2 separate regions of the Mus musculus genome follow, and region 2 is linked to region 1. A link is a loop called in an ENCODE intact Hi-C map of the cell type or tissue named here. Cell type or tissue: gastrocnemius. All regions are shown on one strand.

The links. A loop is a pair of places that touch in the nucleus more often than their neighbours do. Peaks named below come from ENCODE experiments on the same cell type or tissue, not always from the same donor. Only the 100,000 strongest peaks of a DNase experiment are listed, where the experiment ranks them.
Region 2: it touches region 1 in a loop (2.0-fold over the local background); 6 of 42 quality-filtered maps call a loop at or near these places.

What each region holds. Positions count from the first base shown.
Region 1 is chr8:127,588,244-127,590,743 of GRCm38, forward strand. All of the region lies in intron 22 of Pard3 (par-3 family cell polarity regulator), which reads left to right. Among named protein-coding and RNA genes, the nearest start is that of Gm32478, 41 kb to the right of the region's middle. In gastrocnemius, CTCF peaks have their summits at 280 (motif pointing left) and 1,239 (motif pointing right); DNase peaks (open chromatin) are centred at 267 and 1,238; H3K27ac peaks cover 937 bases.
Region 2 is chr8:127,423,256-127,425,755 of GRCm38, forward strand. All of the region lies in intron 19 of Pard3 (par-3 family cell polarity regulator), which reads left to right. Among named protein-coding and RNA genes, the nearest start is that of Gm9909, 30 kb to the right of the region's middle. In gastrocnemius, no CTCF peak of the experiment used is centred here; a DNase peak (open chromatin) is centred at 1,165.

The sequences.
Region 1 (2,500 bases):
TGGTGAAATGGCTCAGTTGGTAAAGGTACTTGTTGCCAAGTACCTGAGCAGTGGAAGGAAAACGTTGGTCTCTCTAGCACCAAGAGGTTGCATTCTCGCAATTTTAATGAGTCGTTTGATAAAGCCCCAAACTTCTAAAAAGTTAAGGGGGCAGAGAGATTGCAAAGAGGTTAAGCACACCGACTTTTCTTCCTGAGAACCTGGGTTCAATTCCCAGGACCCACCTGTTGTCTCAACCTTCTGTTAATTCCAGTCCCAGGAGATCTGATGCCCTCCTGTGGCCTCTGTGGGCACTGCATATACGTGATGCAGTAGTATGCCTGCCTGTCAAACATCCATACATATAAAAACACATAGTAAAAATAAACAAAAAATTAACAGCTGATCTTAACAGCTTCCTTCCCACCCCCAATATTTTCTACACATGGCCTGCTGAGCCCCAGGAATAACTCTATCTCCAAACCCACTGCATCTGTCCCTCAGGACTGCCATTCAGAGATCAAGGGGCTGCAGTTGACATGGTAGAAATAAATGACTTAGGAAAGCAAACAGAAAACAGCAGTGCAGAATATAAAGTAGTGGTAGCTACTGACTGCCAACTGCCCTCTTGTGTTTGGCTTGTCTTGGATCAAAACAATACATTAAGTCAATGGTTAAATTTAAGGTAAAATAATATTTATAATTTCTGTTTTTCTGGGCGGTGGTGGCACACACCTTTCTGGTGGTTTTGGGTTTGTTGTTGTTGTTGTTGTTTTTCTTTTAAACCTTTATAGATTTGTTGTGACTTTCCCATCATGCAGTGCAGTCCTGCTCCTCTCCCTGTCCCTTTACACACACACACACACACACACACCACCACCACCACCACCATCAACAACAACATCAACAACAAAACAAAGCATAGAAGGCGTCTCATCGTGAAAGCTGTAGTGTGTCACAGTGTTCCTCACAGTGTACCTCTCTGCCTGCACATCTTCACTTGAGAGTGTTCATTGCTTGAGATACCCGGTTTCTGTGATACTATCAATATTGGACCCTCATCAGGACTCCTCCCCAATATCCTGTTGTTTCCCTGTGTGCTGGAGATCCTGTAGATTTAGAACAGCAGGGCTGGCCTTTTCATGGGTCTCAGCCTTCCACAGATGATACAGGTTTTGAGATGGGCCAATTCAGAGTCCTGGATCTGGGCCTGGGTGGTAGTTGAGCTGGTCAGCCTGCTGGCTCTACCTTATCTTCACCACCAGGGGGAGCGCTCCAGCACTGCTCCAGCTAGAGGTGTCACACACCTTTAATCTCAGCACTCAGGAGGCAGAGGTAGGCGATTTCAGAGTTCAAGGTCAGCCTGGTCTACAGAGTGAGTTCCAGGACAGTTGGGGTTACACCGAGAAACGCTGTCTGGAAAACCAAAATCAAACAAACAAAACAAAAGAAAGGAAGGAAGGAAGGAAGGAAAGAAAGAAAGAAAGAAAGAAAGAGTGAGCTAGGAATGGATAATTCAGTTGGTAAAGTTCTTACTGTGCACACACATAGGGAACTAAGTTTGATCTCCAGCACCCATGTTAAAACAAAACAAAACACTGGCAATGATAATCCCAATATAAAGAAATAGAGACAGGCAAATTCTGGGGCTTGCTGGCCAGCCAGTCTAGTCTAGTCAGTGAGCCCCAGGTCCTAGTTAGGTTCGGTCATATAAAGTAAGTTACCTGAGGGACAACATCCAAGTTGACTTCTGCCTTCCATGTGCATCTGTACATGTATCCATAGAAACATGAGAATACACATACATACTCACACACTGAAGGTAAATTGAAGAACATTCTCTGGCCTGTTGGAACCTAGAACCCCTCCCCTACCATCTTAGAGCCTACTTGTTGAATGTCTCCTGGGCCCTGCCCTGATTGGCTCAGTCTTCATAAACAGCACACTTACCATATTCTCCTAGATGGTCATTCTCAGACCAGTAAGTGGGGACAGGGACGGTTGTGCAACCTGTGCCCTCACCCTGTATACCAAGAGTATCAAGTTAGCAGGCCTGCAGAAGCTCCTCTTACACTTAGCACAAATAAATGTGTCAGCTGTCATAAGGGAGAAACACACACGGCCCACCAGGAAGCTCCAAGCCAGGTGTCCTGTTTCTAATGACCTCCAAGTCCCACTATACCATGCATCTATGATGGGCCAGAAGTCTGTAGGACAGGACCCAGAATACAGTAGAATAAAGCCTACATCATTATTGAACTAAAGCAAATTTTCAAATAGTACACACACACACACACATGCACACACACAAGCAGTCAAGCTACAGAAACCAGTATTGCAAGAGAAACTAAGTGTTAGCATTTGGACCAAAGTTGTCTTTTGTATGTTAGTAGAGAGCATGCTAAACCCCCATCATCTGTGTACAGATCCTCATGATATGGGGTCTCTGGAAATGCAATTTCTAGACTCCTCATTAAGACTTCTTTTGTCTCAGTCATCCTTTGAATCTACTTTGGTGCTG
Region 2 (2,500 bases), 160 kb before region 1:
TGGTCTAGAATTTTAATTGAGTCACATTTGCATCTGTTGAAAACATAGTGATTAGGTACGTCTTAATTGCAGAATGACTGGCACATCAAAGGGAAGAAACGGCTTCTCAATCTTACCTTTAAAAGAGGAAAGAGCAAGTGCCATCTTCACAGCAATCACTCAGGAAGGGGCTGAGAGTTCTGTGCCAGGGGCAGGTTACCCCAGTAAAAAGGACAGGGGCTTCTCTGTGTGTTCAGAAGAAGGGAGTTAGCATCTTCTCTTACACAGGTTGTCTGTAAAGATGAGCAGGATTTAAGTGGAAAACAGTAACGTTTATGCTGCATTTAGAATAGTACATTATCTAAATATAAGCTCATGATGAGTTCTGTGCGGAGTTTATAGTAGGAACAGAACAGAAAAGTCACTTGCTGCTGACAAGACACATTGCTAGTGTTTACTTAGTAAAGTTATTGTTCACACGAGTGTTTTGCATATTCCTAGCCTAAGGTTGTAAACTATTTCGTAATTGTTACAATAGAGCTAGTCCTAAATATACAGATAGGTTTTAATCTTATCATCTACTATGCCTGTGTCCTTAAATCATATACATGTTTTTCACAAATTAAACACATGTAACCAATTCATTTGAACTTCTTTTTTTTTTTTAAGTGTTTACACAGAAGAGAAGGGTATAGCAGGGAAATTCTTTTTGTTCTGAGTCGAAGTGTATATAATGTGAATCCGTAAAAGAACATCTTATGTTTGTACATATGAAATTCCATATTGCTAAATATTTTTAATTAGTTGGCATTCAAAGGCATTGGTTAGATCAGCATGCCCCCAGCAGCTTTTCTGTGATGAGGTATTACCTAAATCTGAATGTTTAGTGCAAGAATAAAGAATCCTCTGATGTCTAAGTGCCATTTAAACAGTGCTCTTGCTGGGGGCAGGAAAGTGAGATAGGAGTTTTCATCTCATAAAATGAGATTACAAAAGCAAAGTTAATAAATCATTTAATACTTACTCTGTTTCGTCCAATTTAGGGAATAAGTTGCATTACATACATGAGAAAATTATTCTGAATATGGGAAGAATTGGCACAAACACTGCTTCAGCATATAGCGAGTTGTGAAGGCACCATGTTTATTCTGTTACGGAGCCAAGAGAAGACATATGCCCCCTGAAGTCCTGCCAAAACTATTAGGCAGAGAACCGACCGTATTGCTGCTCCTGCTCCATTCATGATTTATGATAATGGTTGCTGTGGAACACTAAATCATTTACATTTATTGAGTTCTCTTTTGTTTCAGACATGGTAAAGGGTCGTAAAATGTATTAGATGATATATTTTTATCAAATGGTGATACATTTTAACAAATGTTCAAATGGTGGTGACGCTAGCTAGGATATACCTGAGGCCAGTTAGAGCTAGTTCGCGTACGGTATGCATGTAAGCCATAGCTTGATTATGGCTGGTGCTATGAGGCTTTGTTGGAGGAGAGCAGGCATCTCCTGGAGGCAGAGGAATCCTGCTCACATGCTGGATCCATGTGTGGTTGGGAAGTCAGTGCCTTTGTTTCCATAGGAATCGCTTTGTAGCTGCTGTCTGCCAGCCATCTTCACTTCCGGAGTGGTGCGGATGGGAGACAGACATGTATGGGTATTATTTGAGAAGTGTGAGGAGACAAAAGATTGTGTGCATTGGATAGAAGGTTTAATAACAGCTTGTCCCCAAGCAGGACTCAGAGAATACCCATCAGCTTCCAATCAGCACATTATAGTATTCCAGAATACATAGGTTTTAGAACTTCTGAGAACTTTTTCCTGGTAATTTGGTCAGTTATCACAAATTTGGGACTACACCCATTTCCCAAAGGATTGAAGCAATGGCCTGTAAGTGGGCAGAACATAGCCATGTTTGGAGGTGTGAGGCAGGATCCTGAACTCTGCTTAAGGTGTAATTGCAGTCTCTTATAGCTTACATACAGTGACATTTATAGCAAGCCCAAGGGCCACTGGCCAGGATCATCATTTCTTCTTGTGCCCACATCACAAAAATCATAGCCCTAGTTCAAGCATTGTGTATAAGGCTACAGTTTCTGTGTCTACCTGAAAATGTGGACTTGCCTCTTCTAACAACCCCCCTCAGTTCATATCTGTGTGTTCACAGAGAGGAAAAGAGACACAATTTCTGAGATCTCTTTTTGTTTTGTCTGCCTCATTTTGAGACAGGGTTTAATGTTGCCAAGTCTAGCCTCAGTTACTATGTAGCTGAGTATGAGCTTGACCTCCACCTCTTGAGTGCTGGAATTACATGGGTTCTATATGTAACCACCCCTGGCCTATGTGATATGGGGCATAGAACCCAGTGTCCTTGTGAGTGCCAGGCAGGCACTTCATCAACTGAGTTATACCCCAAGCTCTAAGGAAAGTGTTTCCTAGGCTACCATTTCTTCTGGAGGCAGATGGTGGATTAGAGCCAGATAACACCAATGTCAGGAAAGGTTAAAGACCTTTGTAA